Regions from separate parts of the Mus musculus genome. Here regions 2 and 3 are each linked to region 1. Evidence: chromatin loops called from intact Hi-C (ENCODE). Cell type or tissue: heart. All regions are shown on one strand. Each heading gives the region's core, and the rest is flanking DNA. Links, peaks and the distances in the headings are about the cores only. Region 1 has its middle 20 kb from the start of Ptpn3. Region 2 holds the start of Epb41l4b (erythrocyte membrane protein band 4.1 like 4b). Region 3 overlaps Ptpn3 (protein tyrosine phosphatase, non-receptor type 3).

Region 1 (5,867 bases), core at 562-5,561:
AGGGAGTACTTCCCCAACTATTGACCCCTCTCTCCAGGCTAGCATTGTTCTTGATTGGCACGTGGGCACAGAACATGTGGGCCTACCTGGAATACTCTTCTAGTTCTAAAGTCTGACTTAACTCCTGTTTAATTAATGAGTTTAATGAGATAGTTTGCCTGGTATCTTCTCCTGGAGGATTCCTTCCCATGCAAAAAGCCACAATTAATTTGGCTGATCTGTCCTCTCACCTACCCATGCATCCATGGTGGCTAGAAGGTTCTCTGAATTCATTAGGATGTCAAGGCAAGTGGGACATGAATGATCTGCTCTTAGAGGGGTCAGAGATGAACAGAAGGGGCAGGTCTTAGTTCTTTTTCTGTTGCTTTGATAAAATACCCTGACAAAAATAAGGATTTATTTTTTGGTCCATAGCTCCGGGTTGTAGTGCATCAGAGTAAAGAAGCCAAGGCCGCAGGAGCTTGAAGCAGCTTGCCACATCAAACTCATGATCATGAAGAGAGAGCAGTGAGATCCTGCTGCTACTGCTCAGCTTAATTTCTCTACTTATACAGTCCAGGATTCCAGCCAGGGGATGGTGCCACCCACAGTGGGCGGGTCTTCCTATCTCACTTAACTAATACAAGTTAAGATAATCCCCTACTCGGGCAGTGGTGGTACATGCCTTGAATCCCAGCATTTGGGAAGCAGAGACAGGTGGATTTTTGAGTTTAAGGCCAGCTTGGTCTACAGAGTGAGTTCCAGGACAGCCAGGGTTATACAGAGAAATCCTGTCTCAAAAACAACCAAAAAAAGAAAAAAAAAAAGGTTAATCCCCCATATACATGTCTAGAGACCCATCTCCTGAGTGATTTCTAAATTCTATCAAGTTGACAACACCAACCACCACAGGGCCATAGACTGTTAATAAGATGACAGAGTGTGCCTTTAATCCTAGCACTTGGGAGGCAGAGAGAGGCAGGTAGATCATTGTGAGTTTAGGCTACAGAGCTAATTCAAGGAGAACCAGGGCTATATAGATAGACCCTGTCTTAAAACCAACCAACCAACAAGAAAAAGAGAAGCGGTTCTGATGCCAATGCAGAGCAGAGAGTGTTTTGGGGAAAGCCACTCACTTGTGTCGGGCATTCCTCATTCCCCCATCTGCCTGTGTTCTTGACTTTCAACCCTTTTCTCTAAGCCTAAAGAAGCTGCTTTTTATGGCTTGTACCTTGGGCTTTTTTGGCTTCTATTTGGGTCCAGCCAACAAGAGACAGCATCAGGATGCGGGAGAGTGGAGAAGGAGAATGTGGGGTGGATTTTTAACTTCACCCCGCCCACTGGCTGCCTTTTGGCAGCTTGCCGTGTTCTTCCCCAGATCTCCTCTGGGCCTTTACGTTTGGGGAAGCAGTAACTGCTTCCCATGCCTGCAGATGCCCACATGCTTTCTCATCTTTATTTCCTTGAACCTGTTCAGCCCCCTCTCTCAGTAATCTCTCCACGACACACTCTCTGATTACCTTTTTGAGTGTGCCCCGTGCTTCCTGCAAAGACAGGAAAACAAAAACATTGCCTGGAAAGGTCAATAATTCTGGCCTCCGTGCAGCTCGGTTCAATTCAATTTGGCAAACATTGACTGAGTGAGGCCTTCTCTCCCAGGCTCTGCGCCAGGAACTGGGGTCAGAGAAAACACAGACACAGAACCTGCCTGCAGGGACCTAGCTAGCCACAGCTTCTTGGGAGGCTGGATGCCGGGAGAAAGGGAACCATGCCCTGCACCTTAAGTGGTAGGCAAGAAGGGGACAACTGGGTCTGGAGTTGTGAGGTGCTCCCTCTTCTAGCCCACCTGTCTTGGTAGGGAACCCCCTACCATCTTCCAGTCGTCATAACTTTGGCTTCTTTTCAAGGAGCCCTGAATATACCAGCCTAACTAGCTAGGCCCCATTGGCTTTCAGTGGAGGGCATCCGAGAGAGGATGAAGAGGCGTCATGGGCCTGGGAGCCCTGAGGTAGAGATAAGAGCTGTGTCTGACATGTGCCCTAGGTGATCCACTGGGATTCCCCAGCCTGTGAATGACTTCTGACATGGGAGGGTGAACCTGACAAACTCTGTAGCCCTCAAAAAATGATGACATGTTGCCTCCTCTTGTTAGGAAGAAAACAGTGGGGAGAGCAGTGGTCCTGGGACCCTCCCACTTGTGTTCTTTCTAGTGCTTCCTTTTCCAATCTTATTTACAAACCTGGAGATTGAACCCAGAGTTCCGAGCATATTAGGTAAGTACTCTACTACTGAACAACTCTCCATCCCCACCCCTCCACCCCCTTTAAGATAAGGTTTCACTGAGTCGTCGAGGCTGCCCTGGACCTTGTGATCCCACTGTCTCAGCCTCTAGAGTAGCTGATATTACCTGTCTACAGCACCAGGCCCTTTTCTAATATGGTCTCTGAGAATTTGTTACAACTATGAGCTTTTACAGCACCATTGCTTGCTAGACTCTTAGACTCTGACCCACTCATCAGTCTCGTTTTAGGACCCAGCACTGTTCCTGAAGCATAGTATGACAGCAGAAAATTATCTATCTTGCCGAATGAACTAAAGTAATTAATTTTGGTAGTAGTAGAAGTAGGAATAGCAGTGGGGTTATGGCCCTTGTTTGAAGAATGCAATGATCGTGGCTGGTGACAGAGAAGGGACCTGTGTCGTTTATGACAGAGCTGGGACTTGGTACAAAGGACCAGGAGGACGGATACAGCCGACAGGGATACAGTTCGATGGAGCACCTACCTGCTCCTTGCTGGAGACTGTTTGGAACAAGTTTACATCAGTTCTCTCCGTTTTACAGACAGTCTCGGAGGTATGGACATGAACAGCAGCAGGCTTTACAGTCAGGGGCTTCAAAGACTTGGAAATATGGATCTAGGATCACACCAAGAAGAGGCAGAACTTACACTCAAACCAAGACACCCATGTTTTGAGCCACCGACTTCATTCAGAGGCAGGAAGGAAAGGAACGCACAGGCCAATCATACACCATTTGCAAGACATTTATACATACACCTCTACACCATGGCTCATTGTCCCTTCACTATCTCTTAAAGAAAAGGAGAGAAGGAAATTAAAACAAAAAGGTGCGTGAAGCACCTGGATTTTAGGCACTGAGATTTTGGGAAAGTTGAGAGCAGTACTGAGTGACTTGAATGAACTTGGGCGACCAGGCTCCCTCTGCTCCTGAGGAGTTGTGTGACTCTGACCATGCTCCGTACACTCTACATCCTTATCTATTTTCAGCGAACTTTCATGAAATTTGTGTGTGTGGGGGGGTGGGTGGGTGGGGGGTAGCGTGCTGGAGGGGGTGCGTAATTTTAGCGTCAAGCACAAGTCTTCAGCGCCCTCTACTGTTCAGCTGAGGCACTGTTGATCTGATTTGTTAGGGTCTCTTGAAAGCAAGGGCTACAGCTTTTCCGCTGACAATCAGCTGTGAGCGACCAAGTTCATCCACAGAAGTCCATAATGTAACAAAGAGAAAGCCAGTTCTCGCTCTTCCATCGCATCCGACTTGGAAGTCCTGCTGATCTCGCCCACACAGTTCCAATTATTTTCCTAAGTGCTGCCGCCTGACTGTTCAAGCACACACCCTCTCCACCCAAACTCCACACCACTCCGTCATTACGGTCACCGGACTGTTTGCCAACTGCCCTTGGGCATGCCTGTCTTTTTAGCTCGAAGTCTGGTGTCGCTTGCCTTTGCATTCTCTCCCTGCCCCCTGCGTACAGCGTAGGGCACATGAGCTCTCCAAACAAGTTCATTCAAAGGATGACAACCAGACGGAAGAACAGATGAACCAAAGCAGCTTAGTGAGCTAAAGAAGGCTTGGGGGTGAGGAGCTGTGAGGGGTTGGAAGCTTCCGATACAGGAAGCTCCCTAGTTCCAAACTTTTTGGGGTTCAGGGCATCAGCGAACAGAGGGGGCAGATGGAGGGCTTTGGAGGATGCAGCTGCTCACACAGGTGTGCTCGCTTTGAGAAGATGCTACACTCAGTGCACTTCCGGTTTGCGTGTTACTCGACAAGAAACCTGTACTTTGAGTGGCTCTTGAGAGGGACTTAGCCTTCTATCTGTAGCTTGGTTAGTGTTTTCCCTGGTGTCCTCCAATTCTATCTGGGCTGATCTGTACCGTGGCAGAAGTCATCTTCCTGATTTCCTGGTCCATCCTCTATCCCTGAAGAATAGTTACAAGGGTAGGGACAGGTTATTGGGTTTCCTTGAAAGTGTTTTCTACATTTGCTGTCTTTTAAAAAATAATTTCTTCCACATTTGCTATCTTTAGTTACCTTGTGTTTTTGTTTTTTGTTTTTTTTTTTTTTTTGTTTTTTCCGGAGCTGAGGACTGAACCCAGGGCCTTGCGCTTACTAGGCAAGCCCTCTACCACTGAGCTAAATCCCCAACACTCATTTGCTATCTTAAAAAAAAAATGATTCCTAGCACTTGGGAGGCAGAGGCAGGCGGATTTCTGAGTTCGAGGCCAGCCTGGTCTACAGAATGAGTTCCAGGATAGCCAGGTCTACACAGAGAAACCCTGTCTCAAAAAAAAAAAGAACAAAAAAACAAAAAAACAAAAAAAACAAACCAACCCCCCCTCCAAAAACCCCCCAAAACCTAGCCAGGCGTGGTAGCGCACGCCTTTAATCCCAGCACTTGGGAGGCAGAGGCAGGCAGATTTCTGAGTTTGAGGCCAGCCTGGTCTACAGAGTGAGTTCCAGGATATCCAGGGCTACACAGATCTCCATGGGTGATCTCATTCCTTCTCCTGACCAACCTCACGATCGTGACTCACCAAGACGATCTCACCCCATCATTACTGAGCCCTGGGGACCATCTAGCCAGATGCCTTTTTGATACCTCTACTGGACCCTCTCAGCGGCAATACACTCAGCATGCTTGAGAAGGTTCTCTGCATCTTCTCCTGCCTCCCCAGAGAGGCTTTTCTCTCTCTCTCTCTCTCTCTCTCTCTCTCTCTCTCTCTCTCTTCTGTGTTCTTTACTTCTGTGGGTGCCTCCCTGGAACTGGTCTGGCTTCCTGTTCTAGACTACATTATTGTTAGGCAGTACCCACAGTCCCTCACCATTTCTGCTCAGAGAGTCTCTTTCTTAGACTCAACTCCTCTTTGGGTCTTAATTTCAACAAGGGAATGGCCATTCGACATTTCCTAACAGGCTCTCACGGCACCGTGCTGGGGTTTCCAAACCCACAGGTGCTACAGGTGGCTGGTATGCCTTCTGCCTGGATTCCTGGATGGAAGCTGACTTGATTTTGACCTTTTTTTTTTTTTTTGAGACAGGGTTTCTCTGTATAGCCCTGGCTGTCCTGGAACTCACTTTGTAGACCAGGCTGGCCTCGAACTCAGAAATCTGCCTGCCTCTGCCTCCTGAGTGCTGGGATTAAAGGTGTGCGCCACGACCTTTCGTCAGGTACCAAGGCCAGCTGAGCGAGTTGGAGCCTCATGAACCCACAGACACATGAGTAGGCTATAAGTGTGTGTGTGCCTTATGTCAGTCACTCAGACTTCTGTTCACTTCTGTGACTCACTTGCCTCATCCAGCCTGCCCATTTCCCCTCCCACATCTGTCCTGATCCCTCCACTTACCTCCTTTCCCATCATGGCTATCCCTGGCCGGGCTTTCACCATCTTTTGCTCAGACTCTTACAAGGCCTTTTCCTGATGTCCTTACGTCTGGGCTTGGGCTCCCCGGCCTAATCTCTGCACATCACTATCAGAAGTGATCTTCCTAAATTCCAATTCCACCCCAGCCCTTTCTTCAGACACCACGGGGCTTGTCCTAGAGAGGCTCCTACGCCTGTGGCGCGTGAGCATGAGGCACCCAGTGCTTT
Region 2 (5,867 bases), core at 302-5,301, 180 kb before region 1:
GCGAGCCTCATTCTTGGGGAGCGGTGACATGCATGCTTTTTAAAAGACAACAGCTTTGGGCTGGGGAATGTTGGCACCTTTTCTATGAAAAGGCCTCGCGAGGATATTTTTGTGACAAAATGCTCTCCTATAGAGCACAGGAACCACAAAAATGAAACTACCATAAATTGAAGCTGTCTCCAAATTAACCCACAGGAAGCAGCATTAGAGCCTAGGCTAGCGAGGCTGATTTTTCCCATCTGAAACCCTTACAGGTTAAGTGTTCTCTCCTTAAATCCAACGAATTCCTACCACCCAGTTACAGACTGTCCGGAGGCCTAAACACTCCGGACAATCTGTAACTCATCTAAAGCTCAATTACTGCGGTGTCTTCAGTCATGCCCAAAGATTCCCGAAGGCACCGTCTGCCGCAGCGCAGTGGGCGCCCGTTAGTGCAGCGTTTGATAGGATCTGACTGGCCCCTTCGGCCAAAAAGGCTCTTTTGGCGGCTGGACTCCCTGTCGGAGACACTGGCGCTGGCCTAGCTTGCCACTGGAACTGGGCCCGGGTGCAACCACCTGTGGGTGTGTGAACCGGACGCAGGCCCTGGTGCTGCCACCCCGGGATGCCCTGAACGAACCACGCAAACTGCCGGGTGTGGGAGAGAGTGGGTAGGCCAGTCCAGAGGGGACCGGGGCCAACTCCCAGCACGCCAAGGCTTATCTCTCCGTTCAAAGCGGACCTGGCCTGAGTTGGCTCCCAAGTCGCTCCACTCCCTGCGAGGTTGTGAGCCAGGGAGCACTTTGGGATAGGCTCCCTATGGGGGCCATCCACGGGGAATCGGGAGAAGGCAGAGCGGCAAAACTGTTCCCTAAGCCTCTTCCCAAACTTGGGGCACCTGCTGAGCAGCAGGCAAGGATTTCTTCTCCACCAAGGCCTGATACCCAAAGCGGGATACCCCGGAACAGCCCTGCGTCGCTTGAAAAATTCTACTCAATCCAGCAGCCGAAGGCCAACATTGGCAGGGAATGCCAGCCACCTGCGCCAAGGGGAGGGGACGTAGGGACGTGTGCATGGGATAGCATGGGGTAGGAGTGAGGCACAAAAATCCTAGGTGGTCGCCAAAGAAGGGCGCCGCAACCCTGCGGTTGCAAGGTGCCAAAGACTGGGCCCCAGAGCATACCCGGGCTGGTGGTCTGGGAGGGTTCATGGCTGGGGAAGATTGGCAGAAGATGGGGGAGGGGTCCCCAAAAAACAGCCCGGGTAGCTTCCCAGAGAGAAAGAAAGACTGGGACAGGGGGTTCTGACCCAAGCAGAGCAGGCTGCTAGTGCCCCGCACGCGCCGCGTCACTCACCGGCAGGTCCACGCTCACTTCGGTTCCGTCGAGCAGGAAGACACGGCAGTAAAGGGTGGCCTTGGCAGCTCCCGAGGCGGAGATGTGCACAGCCGCGCCGCCGGTGAGCAGGGGCCCGCCGCCGGCCGGGAATACGCTGCCCCCGGGCGCGGCGGGCAGCACCGAGGAGCTGGCGGCGGCAGCCGGGCCCCCTCGCGGCCCCCCGTCGCGCTCGTCCCCCAGCCCGGCGGCCCCGCGCCCCGCCGCGCCCCGCGCGTAGCGCTGCATGGAGCGGCGGCCAAAGGTCCGGCGCAGGAACCGCAGCATCCTGGCCGGGGGCGCCCCCTGCCTCCGCCCCCTGCGCTGCCGCCGCGCCGCCGCCCGGGAGCGCCCGGCGCCGCCGTCAGTGCCCGCCGCGCCGCGCCGCCTCCCGCGGGCTGCGGCCCGGGGCTCGCTCCCGCCCCAGCCGAGGCCGCCGCCGCGCTCCGGCCGCCCGCGGGACGCGTCGGCCGGGCCAGCGCCCGCCGAGAGTAGCCGCGCGGGAGAGAACGCGCACAGGCGGCCCGGGGGACCGTCCCGCTGCTGTCGCCGCTGTCGCTGCCGCGCGCTTGGGGCGGTCGGTCGGTGCCGGCTGCTGCGTGGCCGCTGCCCCGCGAAGAGCGCCGCGGGGGGACCCGGCTGCGGGCTGCTCCCGCGCCGCGCGCCGGCCGAGGGCCAGCCGGAGCAAAGCGCCTGCGTGCTCCCGGCGCGCTCGCTCCCACTCGCGCCGCGCCCGGCCCGAGGAGGCCCCCGCCGAGCGCCCGCTCCCGGGGCGCCTTTTCCTGCGCCCGCAGCCCCCGCCTCCCACCTGGGAGGGCTGCACCTCCAGCCGCCGCCGCCGGCACTGCAGCACGCCCTCCTCCCCCGGGGCTGCGCCGGGCTTGTGCTGCCCCCTGCCGGCCCGAGCGCCCCCTGCTGCTGTAGGTGCGCTCACGTGCGTACACGTAGGTGAGCACACACGTGTTTCCGGGCGCGCAGGACCCCCTAGAAGTCCAAGAGTTCCTCCTGCTTGACCAGATGAAGAAAATAAGACTGTCTCCTTCCAGGGAAGTCTTACCCCTAGGGCAAAGAAAAACACGGCTCTTTCTGGAAGAAAAACAAAAACAAAAACAAAACACCAACCGTACTCAGTTTCTCCTTCTGCAGAAGTGGAGTAGGCGACCTAGAAGGTCCCTGCCACTTAATGAAATTCTATCTGCTTAAAATCTCAACCCTGGCTGGAGCTTTAACCTGCCAGTCCAACGGACCCGTTCCAAACAAGAAAATTGAGGCCTGCGAGGAGGGGAAGTACTTTTCCATACTCCTTTGGAGACACCCTGCTTCAAGGACCTCGCCCATGCCCAGAATTAAGGAAAGGTCCTGCATAAGCTATTGCTACTGAGAAGGTTGGTCAAGGTTGGACAGACTCCTGGGAAGCGAAGCAGAACATAAGAATGAATTGCATAGGGCACATGGAGCAAACTGGAGACAGCGAATTGCTAACAATCAATGCCCACAGGTTCAGGGTTTGCCCACAGACAAGTGAGTTGTCCTGTGTTGCAGAAAGGAATGTGGGAAATGAAGCTGAAAGGAGGCCAGGCCTTTGGGGAGAATAACACTACTGTTTATCAGGCCCTAATTTTGTGCCAGACATTACGGTAAGCCCTTTCCATATGTCTTAATTTAGCCTGTTAGCGTACAGGTTATTACCTGGATCATACAAAGGAGGAAACTGAGCTTTGGAGAGCTTAAGAGACTGACATACAGACTCATTGGGCTCCAGAGCTACTGGTGGAGCTTGTAACATGGTTGGCAAGCAAATGACAGTTTAAGAAAGAGTTGGGGAAGCAGTGACCTCAGCAAAGCACACAGAGAAGACAGGGGGTGAATGTAGGACTCATTCCAAAAGAGACATTTATTGAAAGCCAGGCATTGTCTTAGATTTCACCGTTTGCATCTTCATTACTCCTCATTCCAACTCTCCAAGACAGTTCTATGCATTCCCGTTCACTTAGATGGATTTAGAACTTAGGTTTGTAATATGCTTGCCCAAGGTCTGACAGCTGCCCCGAATTCATTCTCTGATATTATGGGGACCACCCATGTGACAGTTTACTCTGTAAAATGGCATCTACACAATAAACCATTGGATACCCACTCTGCCCTTTACCCCCACAACAAGATTGAACAGAAACTATGTACAAATTGGCATAGCCCAGGCCAGCTGACTAGTTTCTAAGGCTATCTCCAGGAATGCTGCAGCAGAGTAGCCACTCCAAGATGTCCACCTATGCATCTTGCATTTGCATCGTTGTGTTTCACTGTATGTAGCAAAGGTGGGCTTGGTTCTACGCTCGAGTTAAAAAGGTTGAAGTAGGGATTCATAACAGTAGCATAATTACAGTTAGGAAGCAGCAATGAAAATAATTTCATGGTTGGGGTCACCACAACATGAGGAACTGAATTAAAGGGTTGCAGCATTAGGTAAGAAGGTTGAGAACCACTGCTTAGAAGCAAGAAAGGTAAAGGGTGATTTATGCCCTAGGAAGTCTAGAAGGAATGAAACACTGGCTTCAGCCTGTAAGATCCACCTCGGCCTCTAGCATGGCAAAGTAACGCTTTAATGTTGTTTTAAGTCACTGTATCTGTGGTTCTCTACGTCAGCCAAATAGGAAGGCAGGCACGCTACAAGGGATGCAGCTTTGGAGAATCACAGCTTTCAACGCTATTCATTCATCTGGTGTGCATCATCTGAGTGTGTAGTTATTCAGAGCTTCTCTCCTGTTGAGCTCCAGGCTCCATTAAGGTTATCGAGCCCAGATCCCCACACTTGTGACTCCGGTCAGACCCAATGGCCTCTGACAGTGGCATGCTGAATTGCATGGAGATTCCAATATATCAGGCCCCGCTATCCGATGGATCTCGCCCCATTTAGCTCTTACATGGAGGAGAAATAAGTCTTCAGACATTACTACACAGTGGTTCTTGTCACCAACATTTCAACCTCAGAATTTGCACGTTTCATGAGCAACCTTGCATTTTACAGTTACAGGACTGTATGTTCCAACAGCTGCTCATTTGCAGCTGCTGTTTTCAGACCCTAAAGTCTGTTGTTTTATCAAGTCTACAAGCAACCCCTCAAGTCTTTCTTTTTTTTTTTTTTTTTTTTTTTTTTGGTTTTTCGAGACAGGTTTCTCTGTATAGCCCTGGCTGTCCTGGAACTCACTCTGTAGACCAGGCTGGCCTCGAACTCAGAAATCCGCCTGCCTCTGCCTCCCGAGTGCTGGGATTAAAGGCGTGCGCCACCACACCCGGCTCTGATAGTCTTTTCTTGGACCCCCTTTATAAGGAATACAGACAGAGCTGCCTGCGTGTGTGATTGTATCGTCCTTCGTTATCTATCGGTGTATATGTATTTGTGTATGCACATGTGTACAGAAGTTGATGGTAGGTGTTTTCCTCAATCGCTCTCTACCTAGTTTTTGAGACGAATTATCTGACTGAACCCGAAGCTCACTGATTCAGACTGACTGAGTCACCAGTTAGTCCCAGGGATCCGACCTTCTCAACTTCCCCAGCACTTGGGTTACGGGCGAGTACTGCCATGCTTGGCTTTTATATGGCTTCTAGGGATTAAACTCCGGTCCTCGTGCTGTGTGACAATCACTTTACCAAGAGTATCCTCTGCTCCCCAGTGCATCGCACTTTAATGACATTTTTGGTCCTTAAACTACTTTAGAACCCTGATGCTATGAATCGGAATGCCTGAGTCCTTTCAAAACCCATGAGACAGGGCCTTTGTGAAGTGAGTAAGTTGTGAGGACTCTGTAAAAAAATTAGTGTCTTTGTAAGAGGCTCTCTTGCCCTTTTGGCCATGGAGGGCACAGCGAGCTTTTACCTATAGAGCCCTCACCAAACACGTAGTCTGATGGTGCCTTCATCTTGAATTTCTCAGCTTCCTGATACTATGAAAAATACATTTGTGTCATTATGAAGGCACCAGTTTGTGCTATTTGGATGGAGCACCCTAAGTGGACTAAGATACCAGTATTTCTCATGCATCTTTGTCTAGAACCACCTTAGCCAACCCTCAGGAGAGTTTATGCTAACTTTCTCTCCTGGGTTATAGCAGTGACTTCATCTTAGCTGTATAGCAGTGATCCTCAATTTTCCTAATGCTGTGACCCTTTAATACAGTTCCTCATGTTGTGGTGACACCCCCCCCCCAACCATAACATTATTTTCATTGCTACTTTATAACTGTAATTTTGCTACTGTTCCAAATCCTTATATAAACATCTATGTTTTGTGATGGTATTAGGAGACCTCTGTACAAGGTCATTTGACACCCCCAAAGGAGTCGTGACCCACAGTTGGGAAACGCTTGCTGTGTTGGTTCATCCAGAATAGAACCCGTAGCATGGGCTCCTGGCCATCTGCATTTTACAGCTCATTCCTTACCTCTCTGCCCAGGACCTCAGCTCACAAGCACTTCCCATCTCTACTCAGAAGTTTTGCGCCCTCAACAAACCTTAA
Region 3 (5,867 bases), core at 615-5,614, 57 kb before region 1:
AGGGGCACAAAGGAGACCACGAACACTCAGAGATCCTTCCCCAAATGCCACTGGTGCTTTGCAGAGCAAATCCGAGCCAACCCCACAGAACCACATGTGGAGAGTCACCAAATGCGCCCCAAACTTAGGAGGCTTTGTCATTTTCTTCAGGGAGCTCAGATTGTCATTAGAGATTGTCGGTATGTGGAACGCTGCTCAGAACAATCTAAATTTATCAGTAACAGCAGTTGTGGAGGCTCACAATAAACAGACATGGAAGTACCCTTGAGAAGGAAAGCTATCACTAGGAGAAACTCTAACAGCGACTCTAACTTTAGAAATGTTTGACCCCCTTTGAGAGTATACTCCACCCAGATCCTGTGATGATGGCTAACTGTCAATAAGACACAAGCTAGAATCACCCAGGAAGAAAGTCTCCACAGGGGTATTATCTATATCTGGTTGGCCAGAGGGCATGTCATGGGTTAGCTTTAATTAAGTTAATTGATATGCAAAGACCCAGCCCATTATGGGCGGCCCCATTCCCTAAGAAGTGAGGAAACTAAGCTGAACCCAAGTAGGCAAGCACGTGTGTTCTCGACTGTGGATGTTGATGTGAGCAACCACCTCACATTTCTCCCTGGATGCTCCCTGGAGGCAGGTAGACTCACTCCACAAGGTCTCGGCTTCTTTCCTAAGGGGGATGGCCATGAAGAACTCTAGAGGGACCATGAGATGAGTCTGGCTCTGGGAGCATCTCCCTCAAGCCTTTCTACTTGAAAGCTTGAGTGTGCATACAGGGTGCCATACAGCTGGGGCTTCAGCATCCCAGAGATGATATAGGAAGGACTGTGACAACAGTGACCATCCATGAACTGGAACTTCTTAAGGTAAAAATCAACTTGGTCACTTGGTCACAATGGTCACTTAAAAGAGAGAGAGGAGAGGTTGCAACATGCATACATAATTCTTCAAAGGTATTCATCTTGGTTTTTTTTTTGGTTTTTTTGGAGATAGGGTCTTGCTAGATTGCTTAGGCTAGCCTCAAACTCCTGTGCTCAAGGGACCCTCCTGCCTCTGCCTCCCCAGTAACACAGTAATGATTTGAGGTGTGTACCATTGTGTCTGGCCCTTCATGTAACTGTAATGCATCCCTTGACCAGACTCTACTTTATACTGTTTTGAGGAAACCTCAGAGAAGTAGTCATCAGACTGACAGATGATGTTATCAGTTTTATGTATACTAACTGATGACATGACATGCTGGGTTGAGTGTCAACACTGCCCCTAGTCCAGAACAATGTGGTATGTGAGTGTGTATGGGGGGGTGGGGGTGGAATGGGACATGAAGGATGGAGGGAAGGCTCCAAAATGATTCAAAGCAGCATGCACTCCACTGCGGCTTCCCAATGAGCCACCTAGGCCTCCCTTACACAGACTTCACATAGACCGAAGTGATAAACGCAGTCCCACCCCAAGGCCTGCCTCTGTGGAGAAAAGCAATACAGAAGCAGGAAAAACAGAGCAATAAACCAACAACTGGCCTTTAAACATATCAAAAGCTAAAATACGATGTGTAATTGTCATTAAAAAAGAAGAGAGAGAAAACTGAGAGAACATTCTATGACTGAGCAAATGGTGTCTCTTTGGTGAGATTTTCTGCCATAAAATGGGACTCAGTAACCCAGAACAGCTTCTGCTTCATCTCAGGGAGACAGTTTCCCTCCTTAAGAACAGCAAAGGGATACTAAGGGCTTGCGCCTGAGGCAGGGGAAGCGGCTGGCTGGGTCTCCCACCCCGAGGCAATGGCTTTCACAGTGTACCCTTCCCATCCTGCACATTCCAGTTTCCCCACTCAGAAAACTCACTTGCCAGGATCAACTAGAGTCAGCCCAGCCTGCAAGCCCTGCGGGGTAAACAGCTCCTATCGGAGCCTTCCTTCCCTGATCTGCCTCACAAACTTCCTACACCCGCTGATTCACCCAGCAGACAAGCGGGGTCCAGCCAGAACTCGTTCTCCTTCCTCACTCACCCCTGCAAACGGGGACCTGGTGGAAGTTTCTGATTTCAGCTAAGCCTTGTCATCCCCAAGGGACTTCATTCCAGCCCCTCAGAAATCATTCTCCGAGCCCTGTGGCTGACTGCTCCACTCCAGGCCTGCATTGCAAGAACTGTCTTAGCAACCTCAGTCTTCACAATGCTTACCAGAGGCGGGAAGAGAGAGAGGGTGCCCACATGCATTATACCAGACCGGGGCTGAAGGATGCAGGCCACAGACTGTAAACAAACCTGCCATTAAAATTTCAATCCAATTTTTACTTGGATTTCACGATGGTCGGAGGTTACACCCAATCAAGTTACTTGTCCACAGCCAGGAAACAAAGAGTACATTTTTGGCAGCTACTAATTTATATATATATTTATATATACTAATCTGTATATTTGTATATAAGAGAACATCAAGAGGAAAAGGCGATTACCTGGTTTGCTCCTGCTGCAGTGTGTTGGGATCAGGTATAAAATATCTTACTCGAAAATGCAGGGTACAGGGAAAACCTCCTACAACATTTTTCAAAAACAGATTAGGTTTTCCCTTTAAACAACAAGAAAGTCCACGTTCATAGCTGCTAACTCTCCCATAAAGGAAGTACTTGTCACTCCACCACAAGGTTTCCATTAGAAAAGCCCCGGCTCCCAATACAGAGTGTTTAACTGTTCAGAGGTCTCCACGCACACCTAATGTATTTATATAGCTTCAACGGTGGTACCACCCACTTCCGGCTGTATGTCTGCCTTAGGGTCCTGTTCAAACAATGATATCTATATTAAAAGTCTTAAATTAGCTTCTATACATAAAACTCCCGAAGGTCTGAAGCTTACATTTACATAGCGACTTACACTCTCCCAACATTTCCACGCAGCATCTAGAGCCTTAACACCGCTATGGGTACCTGCGGGCTGAGTGGTTCCACTTTACAGATGGAGAAATGTAAACGGCTCTCTGGATTAGGTAGCCAGTGACAAGACCAGAACATCTGGTAGCACTGAAGTTTCTGACTTGATTATTTTCTTTAAAAAAAAAACTGGAAGCCATTTTTACAATTTCAGTTCAGAGCGTATTAAAATAGTCACGGGGATCCTGAGTGTTACACAAGTCACTCAGATGTTACTCAGGCATGAACACCAAGTGCCAGTTTCCTTGTGTGGCTAAAACTGGCTGTGTGTCTGATACAAGATCAGACCAGCTAGGGTTAGGACAACAGAAGATCAAGACATGTCGCCAAGACATGGGGAGACCTTTTGACTTCTTGGTTAATATGCCAAGGTCCTGTCTGCTGGCTCACGTAGCACTCTTCGGGCCCTCTGAAATCCAAGTCCTTCTGTGGGCTGCCCAGCTGGCTGACCCTTCTGCTCATCTTGCCTCCTGCCTTGTTCACTGTGGCTCCACACTTCCTCCACACACCCCAAATCTCTTAGTTCCTTCCTTTGTCAGCTCTGGGCTGGTACCAAAAGAATCTTTAACAGTAAGTCTGTGCCTCTGTATACACACCTAGCTGCCAGTGGGTGGCGCTAACTCTGTAGGAAAGTTTTTCCATTCCGTCTTTGTCTTACCTCCTCAGTCTCTCCCTTCCATTATTGTTACTTTGGTGTCTCAGGCATAGTCTCTGTGTTTTTCTTATTTCTTCTGTGGATTCAGAGCGTGCATGTGTGTGTGTGTCTGTGTGTGTGTGTGTCTGTGTGTGTACACGCACGCGTGTGCAGAGTACTATCATAGAATTCCTCTTTTCTACTTCTACACTTGATCATGACAGCAGGGTTCAAATCTGGTTTGAATGCAGTTCCCAGGCTTGGCAGAGTGCTTTGCCTTGGTCTGAGCAGTGGGGATGTGTCTGCTGCAAGGACAAGCCAGAGAGAGGATGACAAACAGTTGCCTCATGTAACTGGCCACGTCCTGTGTGTCAAGCATTGTGAAGGGTGTGGGGCTGAGTGGAACAGAACAGTCCTGAGAGGCAGTGCAAGCGCCTCACTGTGAGAAGACAGCAAGAGTGCTCAGCCAGCCACGAAGGGACAAAGAAATGAGAGGGAAGGAGAGAGTTGGCGCTTTCCTTCAGATAGCAGGAGGTATCTGAGGAGCCCTGAGGAATAGGAGATGGGCATAGGGACAAAGAAATGCACCTACCACAGAGAGAGGAGATTAAAGGGTGGTTCTGCAGACTGATCAAGTTAGTCTGGAACACTAGATATGTATGGGGCCAATGAGAGCCATGAGGAAAGCCAGAATGAGAAAGGATGGCCAGAGGGAGTGGGCATGGCTGGAGTAGCTGTCTCACTGGAAGCTGAGAGCAATACAGGGGCCCATTCATGGTGGATAAGACAGCATCTGTGCTGCTGTATGAGGGTGTGTGTCGGTCTCCCTTTATGTGTGCAGGAGTCTGCATGTGTACGTGGAGGCCACAGGCTGAAGTCAGGTGTCGTCTTCCACTGCCTTCCATCTTCGTTTTCTGAGACAGGATCTCTTACTGAACCCGGGGCTCATCCTTCGACTCGTCAGCCTGGCCAGCCAAGTGCAGGAATTCCTGTCTCTGTCTCCGGAGCTGGGATTCTGGGCATGCACCACAGTTCCCAGCCTCTTGTGTTGGTGCAGGTCCTTAAGCTTGGACAGCCAGCTAAGACATCACCCCAGCCCTTTTCGGTCTCTGCTTCTTATACTGGGCTAAGAAAGACTATCTATCCTTCATCCACCTGCTCCCTTAGAAAAATAAACGAACGCTCCCTTGTCGAGCTGCCTCCTCTCCCCTCACCCTCAAGGTTGCCCTGAAACACCTCCCCCTGACCCCACCGCCACCTTAAGTCCCCCATAAGGAGAAGACAGTTTGCCGTACACCCAGCGACCAAGTGAAGCAAGAGCATACTCACCTTTCAGCTGCTTCCTGAGGGGTTTGCTTGCCTCAAGCCATCTCTGTGGAGTGAGAAAGATAAGCTATGAAACCAACCCAAGCAGGGAAGCAGCACATCGTACATGCGAGCACTCACAGGAGAGTCCACTGGGTCGTCGCCATGTTGCAAGCCGAAGTATTCCTTCTCCGTCACACCCAGGTGGCCATAGGCCATATCCAGAAGCGACTGGCCCAAATCTTGTTTCTAGATCAAAACCATCAAGAATTAAAATGAACCAAAGAAATAGAAGTAACCATTTTTTTTTAACAGTAGGCAAAGAAAAAGTAAAACTTTCTGAGATTTTAAGAATTAAACACTTCCCACAGTAACAAAAGCATTAATAAATTTCAAGTTACAAGGCTGAAAGGAGGGATACAGAAGTGGGGTTAAGACAAACTACATTGACATGTTTTCAGACATTCTGGATTTTTTAAGGGACTGAGGAGAAAGGTGGTTGACTTCTTGCCTTGCAAGCGTGAGAACCTGTGTGTGTACAGGGGAAGACACGACCCTGGAACTTGCTGGCCAAGCAATCTAGCTAAATATAGAAACTCCAGGTTCAGTGAGATCATGTCTCAAAAATCTAAGGCAGGGGGCTAGAGAGATGACTCCATGGTAGAATGATTCCAGAGCTTGCAGAAGACTAAAGTTCCATCCCCAGCACCTAAGCTGAGTAGCTCACAACACTTACAACACCAGCTGGGGAGGGGGGAGGGGAAGGGTGCGCTAATGGCCTCTTCTGGCCGTTGATTGCATGTACATTATTAACACAGACACGAAAACAAAAATATATCTTAGTTGTGATGCACATTTTCATTCCCTGAACTCAGGAGGCAGGGGCAGGCAGAGCTCAGTGAATCTGAAGCCAGCCTGGTCGACATAGAGAGTTCAGACCAGCTGTGGCTACACAGTGAGACTCTGTCTCAAATAAGTAAATAGATTAGATAGAT

What was found. Peaks named below come from ENCODE experiments on the same cell type or tissue, not always from the same donor. Only the 100,000 strongest peaks of a DNase experiment are listed, where the experiment ranks them.
Region 2: a loop joins it to region 1, with 2.2 times the contacts of the local background. A loop is called at or near these places in 2 of 42 quality-filtered maps.
Region 3: a loop joins it to region 1, with 4 times the contacts of the local background. A loop is called at or near these places in 11 of 42 quality-filtered maps.

What each region holds. Positions count from the first base shown.
Region 1 is chr4:57,317,381-57,323,247 of GRCm38, forward strand. It overlaps a transcript of Ptpn3 not described here. Among named protein-coding and RNA genes, the nearest start is that of Ptpn3, 20 kb to the left of the region's middle. In heart, for the core only: a CTCF peak has its summit at 3,399 (motif pointing left); DNase peaks (open chromatin) are centred at 1,351, 1,691 and 3,541; H3K27me3 peaks cover 648 bases.
Region 2 is chr4:57,141,514-57,147,380 of GRCm38, forward strand. Epb41l4b (erythrocyte membrane protein band 4.1 like 4b) reads right to left here and starts at 1,643. Exons shown (of 25, transcript NM_001355492.1): 1 at 1,335-1,643. The coding sequence starts at 1,640. It overlaps LOC108168956, which reads right to left and starts at 3,138. Exons shown (of 2, transcript XM_017320489.1): 1 at 3,093-3,138; 2 at 1,745-2,478. The coding sequence starts at 3,138. The coding sequence ends at 1,745. In heart, for the core only: a CTCF peak has its summit at 2,262 (motif pointing left); DNase peaks (open chromatin) are centred at 718, 1,298 and 2,218; H3K4me3 peaks cover 2,273 bases; H3K27ac peaks cover 1,559 bases; H3K27me3 peaks cover 3,394 bases.
Region 3 is chr4:57,259,970-57,265,836 of GRCm38, forward strand. It overlaps Ptpn3 (protein tyrosine phosphatase, non-receptor type 3), which reads right to left. Exons shown (of 26, transcript NM_001384115.1): 3 at 5,014-5,121; 4 at 4,897-4,939; 5 at 2,460-2,538. Among named protein-coding and RNA genes, the nearest start is that of Gm12536, 37 kb to the right of the region's middle. In heart, for the core only: a CTCF peak has its summit at 3,538 (motif pointing right); no DNase peak of the experiment used is centred there; H3K27ac peaks cover 975 bases.